Regions from separate parts of the Homo sapiens genome. Here region 2 is linked to region 1. A link is an interaction called in ENCODE POLR2A ChIA-PET data of the cell type or tissue named here. Cell type or tissue: A673. All regions are shown on one strand. Links, peaks and the distances in the headings refer to the core of each region. The heading gives the core; the rest is flanking DNA.

Region 1 (5,381 bases), core at 125-5,124:
TTGACATTGGTATTATGAGTGTGGATAGTTCTGTGTCCTTTTATCATGTCTAGATTCTTGTAACCACCACTATAGAACAATTCTATCACCACAAAGATCTCCCCTGTGGTGTCGATAGTCACACCAACCCCTGCATCCCCCATCATCCCTAACCCCTGGGAACCTAGTCTATTATCCTTCACTATAACTTTGTCATTTTGGAAATGTTATTATAAATGGAGTCATACAGTGTGTGAGAGATTGGAATTTTTTATTCTGCGTGACGCCCATGAGGCCTATCCAAGTTGCTGGGTGTTTGAGTAGTTTGCTTTGTTACCTTGCTGAGGAGGATTCCATGGCATGGGTGCCAACCTTTTATATGGCATTTAATGGGATCATCTTCTAAAATCTAGTCTCTCTTTTAATTGGTGTATTTAGACTATTTATATTACTTTTAGTTTTAAAATGTCCACTTTATTCCATGTAACACTTCACCAGAGATCATTTACATCTGAGGAAGAGATGGCCCATGAAATTGATCTATAGTAAAATACTCTAAGAAATGCAGTCCAATTCTGTACATTTCCAGGCACCCCTAAAAAAGTGGATCACAATGCAGAAATATAGGCATTGTTACTACAATTTACATAAGATAAAAGGGAGATATCAATAAACCTTAGAAAGTAATAAATTCACCCGTTTCTTAATGTATGGGTATGCAGTTGTTACAAAGCCATAGTAAATGGTTTATAAAATGAGATTTTATTTTGTGTTCCTCTGCTGTTTCATAGGGGATAGCATTTTTACAAGGCTCTTTTGGGACTACAGCCAGTGATTAGCAGCACATAACAGTGGTCCACCCCTAAAGAACAATCACTAGACAGGCTGGATACCCTCTGTCACATGTGCACAAATCTGCATGGAAAAGGACTAAACTTTTAGACTTGGACTTGGGTACTTATTTCCCCTTTCTAGTGTATTAAGAGATGACATGCGCTTTAATTTGCCAAAAGCAATGCTTGTATTCTGGCAGCAACATGCTACTTCTATTACATAGTAAAGTGAATACCAGAACTGCAAAGGCAGGAGGTGTAAGTGAATTTGTATTGGGAAGAGACGTCAACTTAGACAGCAGCAAATGAAGAGTGAATAGGAAAACTGCCTGTTGCCACAGACGTACATGACCTCTACAATATGTGATATAAGAGGCATTTCAAATTTATGGCCTCCAGCCCAGAGATGGCAAGTGCTTTTCCATTCAGTCTAATACTTCTGCGTTCCTACTAAAAAGGAATATATTAAGAGCATAGAAAAGTTCCTTACTGAAAGGAAATCTCAAAGAGCAAGGGAGGGAATGTAGAAATTAGGAAGTTGGCTGGGTGTGGTGGCTCCTGTCTGTAATTCCAGCACTTTGGTAGGCTGAGTTGTGCAGATCACCTGAGGTCAGGAGTTCGAGACCAGCTTGGGCAACAAAGTGAGACCCCCATCTCTACAAAAAATAGAAAAATTAGGCAGGCATGGTGGTGCATGCCTGTAATCCCAGCTACTTGGGAGGCTGAGGTGGGAGGAGAATCTCTTGAGCCTGGGAGGCGGAGGTTGCAGTGAGCTGAGATTGTGCCACTGGACTCCAGCCTGGGCAACAGAGCCAGATCCTGTCTCAAAAAAAAAAAAAAAAAAGAAGTTCTGTGGAACACTCTTTAAATTGTAATTAACTACATTTTCATATATTTACAGTAATACAAAACACAGTCACTTGCAGACCTGGTTAAGATTAAATACCAGATACAAATATGTCCTCTACATAAGTTTTTTCAAGTTACTTTTGTTTATATGGAATGAAACTGTTAATACTTTTCTACAGCAGTAACTGCACACCAGGAAGGCCAAGACAAACACAAATCAGGGAATCAGGTTTTCTCAAAGCTGCAGTGTGGAAATACTATAAACAGTTGGTTCCATACACATAAATAGGTTTCTTTGCTACAGGAAATCCAAGTGGAATAAGGAATGGACATGGTAAAAAGGTTTCTTGAAGGGAAGAAGGATAACACCCTGCATGCATTTAGTGTTCAGCCCCTTCTGCTGCATTGCGTTCTTTTCCTGCACTGTGTGATGTCCACAGTGTTATTAGGTTGTCTCTCAGCAACTGCATGATGAGGGGGCTGTCTGAGTCTTCAGTGTATCAGGTTCTGCAGTGGCTTCATCAAAGGCTGTTTTAGGGCTGGGTGCGGTGGCTCAGGCCTGTAATCCCAGCACTTTGGGAGGCAAAGGCGGGTGGATCACTTGAGGCCAGGATTTAGAGACCAGGCAGGCCAGCATGGTGAAACCTCGTCTCTACTAAAAATACAAAAAATTAGCCTGGCATGATGGTGAGCACATGTAGTCCAGCTACGCGGGAGGCTGAGGCACAAGAATCACTTGAACCCAGGAGGCGGAGGTTGCAGTGAGCTGAGATTGCACTACAGCACTCCAGCCTAGGAGACAGAGCAAGACTCTGTCTCAAAAAAAAAAAAAAAAAAAAAAGCCATTTTAGCCAGTGGGCAGGTGAGCTCAGGGTTGTTAAGGATCTCACAGTAAAATATAGAAAAGTTAAGAGCCAGCCCCAGGCAGATCGGAAGGGGGGGGTTGCATCTCTCTCTTGCTTATCAAATTGTCAAATGTGTCTTGGTAAGCTCCTGGGAATTATCTACCATCTGTGTTTTTTGTTTGTTTGTTTTGTTTTGTTTTTATTTTGAGATGGAGTCTCGCTCTGTCACCCAGGCTGGAGTACAGTGGTGCTATCTCAGCTCACTCAACCTCCGCCTTCTGGGTTCAAGTGATTCTCCTACCTTAGCCTCCTGAGTAGCTGGGATTACAGGTATGCACCACCACACCCAGCTAATTTTTGTATTTTTGGTAGATGTGGGGTTTTGCCATGTTGGCCAGGCTGGCCTCGAACTCCTGACCTCAGGTGATTCACCCACCTCGGCCTCCCAAAGTGCTAGGATTATAGGCATGAGCCACTGTACCTGACCTACCTTCTGTTTTTGATCATTACCACATGCAACTTCAGCAAGATACTGGAAGTAATCCCCCTTTACTTTCAGATAGAAGACGGTTCTCTCTGGATTAGTTGCATTGGCTATTGAATATAATACTTATCCCAAAATTCCAAGACCATGGTGTATCCAAAAATTCCAAGACCATGGGACAGGTGGATCTCAGCTCAGACTCCACTTTCTCCCTATGGTACTTAATCAGTAGCAGCTTCATGTCGGAGGTGTCAGTTTCCTGCTCAGTGCCCAAAATGTCCTTCCAGGTGGACCTGTAGTCCCTGACCCCATACTTGTAGGCCACTGAGAGCAGATTGCGCTCCTTGCTGGACAGCTGGGTGCCCCACTTGGTCATGGCCTTCGTGTAGGTGGCCATGTTGTCACAGTGCTTAGCCTGCTGGGCCAGCTCTGCCTTCACCATGGTGGGTGGGTGGCTGGGGCTGGGGCTGGGGCCAGGCTGGAGCTGGGGCTAGGGTGGAGGATGAATCGAGAGAACAAGAGCTCTAGACCATTTACATTTAATGTGATTATTGTTACGTTAGGCTTAATCAAGTCTACCATTTTATTTTTCTTTGTAGTTTGTTCCTTCAGTGTTTTAATTTTTTTTCCTGACTTCTTGTGTGTTCCTGAAACAGTTTTCAAAATTCCATTTTGATGCATCTGTAGTGTTTTTGAGTGTATTCCTTTGTATAGATATTTGAGTGGTTGCTCTAGGTATTTCAGTGTACATATATAACTTACCGTGGTCTACAGGGGTTGACGTTTTATCAGTTTGAGTGAAGTATGAAACTATTTCCTTTAAAGTCCTTTGCCCTCCCCAGTTGATCTTTTTTTTTTTTTTTTTGAGAGAAGCTCTCACTCTGTCACAGCTCACTACAGCCTTAACCTCTAAGGCTCAAGCAATTTTCCCACCTGAGCCCCCGCAAGTATGTGGGACCACAGATGCGTGCAACCACACCCAGCTAATTCTTTAATTTGTCTATAGAAATGGGGTCTCGCTTTGTTGCCTAGCCTGTTTATAATTGTTTTAAATATTTCTTTTACATTGAGAACCACATCAGACAATGTTACCTTTTTGCCTCAACCATCAAACATAATTTAGAAAACTCGAGAAAAGGAATGTCTCCTTGCATTTTTTTCTCTTTTTCAGTTTTTCCCTTTTGATGTTGCAAGATTCCTTCCTTTATCATTTCCTTTCTTTTTTAAGAACTTCCTTTAGCCATTCTTTTCAGATAGGTTTGCTGATGGCAAATTCCATCAGTTTTCTTTTTTATAAGAATATCTTGATTTTCCCTTTATTCCTTACAGATAGTTTTGCCAGAGATGGTATTTGAGATTGACAGTTCTTTTTCTTTTCTTTTAGTGCTTAAAAAATGTGCCATTTCCTTCTGATCTCCATGGTTTCTGATGAGAAATTTGCTGTAATTCAAAATCTTTTCCCCAGTAGGTCATGTGTGTTTTCCCTCTGGTTGATTTCAAGATTTCTTCTTTGTCTCTAGTTTTCTAACGTTCAATTGTGGTGTTTCTTTTCATGGGTTTCTTCAGGTTTATCCTGTTTGGGTTTTGCTCAGCTTCTTGAATCTTTATGTAGGTTTATGTGTTTTACCAAATTTGGGAAATTCTAGCTATTATTTCTCCAAGTACAGTCATGTGTCACTAAATGATGGGGATGTGTTCTGAGAAATGCATCGTTAGGTGGTTTTGTTGTGTGAACATCATAGGGTATACTTACACAAACCTAGATGGTACAGCCCACTACACACCTACGTACTGCTCCTAGGCTACAAACCTATATAGCATGTTACTGTACTGAATTCCATAGGCAATTATAACACAATGGTAAGTATTTGTGTATCTAAATATATTTAAACATAGAAAAGATAAAGTAAAAATACCGTATAAAAGGCGAAACAGTATACCTGTAGAGAGCACTTACCATGAATGGAGCTTGCAGGAGTAGAAGTTGCTCTGGATGAGTCAGTGAGTGAGTGGGGAGTGAATGTGAAGGTCTAAGACATTACTGTACACCACTGTAGACTGCCATAGCCTTCACAAATACTGAACTAAGGATATACTCAGTTTATAAAAATATTATTCTTTCTTCAAAAATAAATTAACCTGGCTAGGGGTAGTGGCTCACATATGGAATCCTAGCACTTTGGGAGGCTGAGGCGGGAGGATCACTTGAGCCCAGGAGTTCAAGACCAGCCTGGGCAATATAGTGAGACCCTGTCTCTACAAAAAAAGAAAAAAACCACAAAAATTAGCTGAGTGTAGTGGCATGTACCTGTACTTCAGCTACTCTGGAGGCTGAGGTGAGATGATCACTTGAGCCAAGAAGGTTGAGGCTGTGGTGAGCCTTGATCAGGC
Region 2 (5,381 bases), core at 234-5,233, 240 kb after region 1:
ATTTTCCCAGGTGCAGGGACCACTGGTTTAGGGGCAAGCCCCTGGCCGAGGTCTACTCAGTGTCACTCCCACTCCTGGGCCAGTCCAGACCTGAACTATCCATCTTGTCTCATGAGTGAGCGGCATTTCCGAAGGACAAAGCTCTGCCTGAGCACTATGCAATCCTGACTTGGTGTCATATTCTGTGCTCCATGAATGCTCCAATCACACTGGTGGCAAATGTGGTAAAAGTCAGTCAAAATCAAGCACTTCGGGTGCCTTTGGGCGTGTGGTGGCTACCATCCTGACGGGTGTTAGCGGGCCACAAAGAGTGTGCTGAGAGCCACCTTCCACAGTCAGCCATGCTTTGAGAACTTCGCCTCCGCTGTACTTCTCTCCCTGCCATGATCCGCCGATGCTGCCTACCCGCTTAAGGTCTGGAGATGCAATGTGGAAATCAGAGCCACATCCCCCCTGGCCATGCCTCACTCTCTGCATACATGCTGCATACTTAGGGGTCCCAACACCTTTTGTTTCTCCTGGAAAAAAAATGTGCAGCATCCCATTCATTGGGCCAGAGTCTCACCCAGGATACCAGCAGAATGGGAAAGCAAGCCCCAAAAAACACACAGAACAGCACAGCCATGAAGGGGCAGGAAGGCATTTCTATGAAGTTCGGTGGTCAGCTCCCTCAAGTAAAATACTCCACTCTCAAAGAGGAAAAAAAATCTGAATGTTTTTATGGAGAAAGAACTGGCTAGCAAAACAATCTGGAAGATAATCACTAGGCTCAGGCATCACAGGCAGCAATGATTCATCTTGGGTACCAGGAAACGTGTTGTGTTCAGTTGCTGCCTATCCGTAGCCACTCCCAGGGTAGAGAAGGTGAGAAAGGGCTATTTGATGATTTTTTTTTTCTGAGGCAGAGGCAAGCCCCTGTCACCAAGACTGGAGTGCAGCGGTACAATCATAGCTCACTGCAACTTTGAACTCCTGGGCTGAAGCTATCCTCCTGCCTCAGCCTCCTGAGCAGCTGGGACTACAGATGTGTGTGCACCACCATGCCCAGCTAATTTTTTAATTTTTAGTAAAGATGAAGTTTCACTATTTTGCCCAGGCTCAAGCCTTGTTTAAACGTTAAGTTAGGCAGGGTGTGATGGCTCATGCTTGCAATCCAAGCACTTTCGGAGGTTAAGGCAGGAGGATCATTTGAGGCCAGGAGTTCCAGACCAGCCTGGGCAACATAACAAGACCTCATTTAAACAAAAAAAAAAAAAAAAAAAAATTTTTGTTTAATTAGCTGGGCACAGTGGCATATGCCTGTAGTCCTTGCTAATTGGGAGGCTGAGGTGGGAGAACTGCTTGAGCCCTAGAGTTTGAGGCTGCAGCGAGCTATGGCTGTCTACTACACTATAGCCTGGGCAACAGAGCGAGACCCCGTCTCTAAAATAAAATAAAACAAAAATAAGAGTTTCTCCCTAATATAGTCAACATCTACATAATCAGAAAAAGCTAGCCAATCCTATTTCTAGGCCTGCCTAAGTAGCAAGCTCAAACAGCTTTAATAAACCAAACTCCTGTTTATTGTCTCAAATGTTTAATTTGCAGACAAATCTACGTTCTGAGGTAAAAATAGCAACTGTTTGTATTCATTACAGTAGTCAATTAAGTTAGGTTCACAGTCTACGTCACAGGCTGCTAGTTCCCATGACAAACACTGGTACAATCCTAATAGTTTACAAAACAGCCAACCTATGATATGAAACACTGATCAAATCCTGGGATGACCAGTTCCCAAAGAATGACACAGCAGTTACTGCCCTGGAATTTAGTCATAGCTCATGTAATCCTGTTTTTGTTTGTTTGTTTGAGACAGGCTGGTCTCACTATACCGACCAGGCTGGTATCAAACTCCTGGGCTCATGCAATCCTCCTGCCTCGGTCTCCCAAGTAGCTAGAGAATACAGCCTCACCAGGTGCATGCCACTAAGCTAACCCAGCTAGATCTAATCCTATTTTAAATGAGTTACATCCACTACTGCTTAAAACTCTCTTTGCTCCAGAGGGGCTGAGGCAGGGTGGCCAGTGCCCTGAGTGTCTGGGCTGGGACATACCCAGGGACAAGGCCCAACAGTCAAATCCCCAATGAGAAAGGCCAATGTTGTCCCACAGGAGAAACTGAATGAGATTAACTTTAAAACCTGAATGCTCCTTACCATGCAAGTTGGTACAAAGTTGTTTCCAGTGACACTGCTGGAAATAAAAACCCACCCACTCACCATTTGTGAAGTGGCCCCTCACCACTTCACAACCCATCCACTGGCTTTCTTCTCTCTTTGACAAAAGATATTAATATCTAGCTTGGTAAAGACATTAGACTAATTAAAGAATAATTAAATAATCAACTCAAAACACAAAGATCTTCCTCCCTCCAATGGAGTTATTTAACACACCATACAGTTCAAAGGCACCTACAATAATAGTCACAAAACACGTGTTTTGGGCAATCGATGGTTGAACACTATTTGTAAGACTGTTTGCACTATCAAGTAAGACAAGCTCCTGTTCTCATGGTCTCTGCAGTGTTTCCAGAAGAAAGGGGTGAGAATGAAAAACGTAAAAGTAGCTGGGTACAGTGGCTCATGCCCTGTAATCCCAGCAATTTGGGAGGCTGAGGCAGGAGGATTGCTTGATGCCCGGAGTTCAAGACCAGCCTGAGCAACACAACAAGACCCAGTCTCTAGAAAAAATTAAAATTAAAAATTAGCCAAGTGTGGTGGCACACGCATGCAGTCATTGCTACTTGGGAGGCTGAGGCAGGAGGATGCTTGAGCCCAGGAGGTCAAGGCTACAGTGAGCTATGATCACACCACTGCACTCCAGCCTGGGCAACACAGCAAGACTCTGTCTCTAAAAATAAATAAATAAAAAATGTAAAAGCTTTTAGCAATGGCAACCTCCCTGTAACGTGTTCAGAGCACCTTCTACAACTTATATAGTTGTATCCATTTGACATTTGAAGCCCTTTTTTTCTTTTTAATCATTTTCTGCTTTAACTGGTAATTTCAAGTCCATGTATCCTTTTTGAAACAAGTCAGGAATGGCTAACAGGAAAGAAAGCTGCCAGAAAGAGAAAGACAGTCCAGACCTGAACCAGAAGATAAGTGTGCATAAAGTATGCTGGAGTCAAGTGGTCTCCATCAGTCAATGGGAAAATGACAAGGGCTGGACTTACAAAAATGCTGTAGTTGTACTGGGGGACTGTCTGCAAAGGGCCTCAGAAGGAGTGATGGAGAGAGGCTGGAAAAGCCAAGGAAAGGCACGGGACGCTCTAGCTGGACCAGGAAGAATGTGGTCTGTGTGACACACAGGCAGCTTCCCTCTCCACTGACATATCCTTGGTACTCCAGGGTCTCTGACACTATGTTTCTTCTTCTCTAGAAAGCTACTGCTGAATCACTGCAGAGGGGAGAGAAAGTGAAAGAATAAAAAGGCAGTATTTCCAAGGCAACAGACCAAAGAACAACTTCCCTAAATAGACACTTGTATGTGTGTGTGTGTCTTAGTCCAATGCCAACTAAATCAAGAACATACCACACTTCACCCATGTAGCCCCTGGGCACTATCACCACTCCATTCCACTGTCAGGGAGGATTCGACGGGGGAGGAACAAAGGAAATCACCTTCACTAGATGAACAAGAAAGGAGGAGGGTGAGATTCAGGCATGACTTCACCAAGTCACTGGCAAGTTGGGGACAAACCACAAATGAGACTGCTAGCGCTTCCCTTCTACCTGAGGTGGGCACAGTCTACCAGCAAGGTGTCGTCCCTAAGGCCAATCCATTTACTCACTCCCCTCTTCCAAACCATAGGAATGACAATATTTGGAAGATTCTGGGGTATCTTTTTTTTTTCTTTTTTTGTAGAGACAGGGTCTCACTCTGTCACCCAGGTTGGAGTGCACTGGTGCGATCATAGCTCACTGCAGCCTCGACCTCCTGGATTCAAGTGATCCTCCCGCCTCAGCCTCCCAAGAAGCTGGGAATATAGGTGTGCACTACTATACCTGGCTAATTTTTTAATTTTTAGTAGAGACAAGGTCTTGCTTTGTTGCTCAGGCCGGTCTGAACTCCTGGGCTCAAGAGATCCTCCTGCCTTGGCCTCCCAAAGTGCTGGGATCACTGGCCTGAGTCACCTTACTCAGCCTATCCTGACATTTCTTGGCACCTAGCCCTATTTTAAAACATTGGGTTCTGTCAAACATACCACTGTATTGCCATTTGAGTATCACCCAATTATGTAATGTGATCATTTAACATTTGTATACACAGAGCACGAAGAATGAATAAGAAATGTGAAAATACTCAACATTTCAGCTCATACAATCCTTAGTCCTTCCATTCTTTAAAAAAACAGTGTCAGTAAAAGGCTCAGTTGGGTCAGTGACCAGCTGACTAAGAGTTTACAGAGTGCAAGCCCTCCACTTCCTCCTCCCACCCCCCGCCCACATCCTTCTCCTCTCAACTTCGCTGGATGTCCCTGCCTCTCAGCACCTCCCTCTTCTGTGATATTTCCCCTGGAAGGTACCCTGAGCAGGAGTCAACAATAGGGTGTACTCCAGCCCTTTGAGCACATGTGAAAAATAAGAGTACTGTGGGGAAAACAGTTACCAAGACTGTCAAGTGGAGCAGGGGTCGAAACATTCATGTTTGCACCGGTCCAGTGCACTGCAGTTCACAGCCCTCTCCTATGTATATTATCAATCCCCACCACCCTCCTGTGAGCCTAGCACCTTCCCCATTTTACAGATGAGAAAGCTGACTTGGGTTCACATCCAGCACTACAATCCAACTTGCCCCTACCCCCAAAAAACAAACACAGACATGCCAAAGCCACTACTACATAAGCTTTGTGATACAAACCAGACTAGCGCCTGCATTAAATAATGGGGATCATAGCTGACTCTAAGCCAGCCTTGGGAACTGTCCTGACAGTGTTAAGGCACAGAGGATTCCAGCGGGGAGTCAAAAGCAGCAATGCTTTCACTGGGGCCAGCCCCAAACAAGGAGACTCTCTCTCTCTCTCTTATGTAGAAATATGCTGATCCACCTGTTAGGTAAAGGACCCATCTGGCATCCAGAGTTAAATTTTTTTTTGAGAGGGAGTTTTGCCCTGTCACCCAGGCTGGAGTGCAGTGATGTGATCTCGGCTCACTGCAACCTCCACCTCCTGGGTTCAAGCGATTCTCCTGCCTCAGCCTCCCAAGTAGCTGGGATTACAGGTGTGCACCACCACACCCAGCTAATTTTTGTATTTTTAGTAGAGACGGGTTTTCACTACGTTGGCCAGGATGGTCTTGAACCCCCGACCTCAGGTGATCAACACACTGCCTGCCACTGTC

What was found. ChIA-PET counts read pairs that join two places held together with the same protein. Peaks named below come from ENCODE experiments on the same cell type or tissue, not always from the same donor. Only the 100,000 strongest peaks of a DNase experiment are listed, where the experiment ranks them.
Region 2: POLR2A ChIA-PET joins it to region 1 with 10 read pairs; 3 of 35 experiments call an interaction of 5 or more read pairs at or near these places.

What each region holds. Positions count from the first base shown.
Region 1 is chr2:98,692,154-98,697,534 of GRCh38, reverse strand. The region is part of intron 2 of MGAT4A (alpha-1,3-mannosyl-glycoprotein 4-beta-N-acetylglucosaminyltransferase A); the gene reads left to right. It overlaps LOC124906050 (a long non-coding RNA gene), which reads right to left and starts at 1,650. Exons shown (of 3, transcript XR_007087149.1): 1 at 1-1,650. It also overlaps the pseudogene YWHAQP5. In A673, for the core only: no CTCF peak of the experiment used is centred there; no DNase peak of the experiment used is centred there.
Region 2 is chr2:98,453,862-98,459,242 of GRCh38, reverse strand. All of the region lies in intron 1 of INPP4A (inositol polyphosphate-4-phosphatase type I A), which reads right to left. Among named protein-coding and RNA genes, the nearest start is that of INPP4A, 12 kb to the right of the region's middle. RefSeq lists an enhancer at 3,450-3,499. In A673, for the core only: no CTCF peak of the experiment used is centred there; no DNase peak of the experiment used is centred there.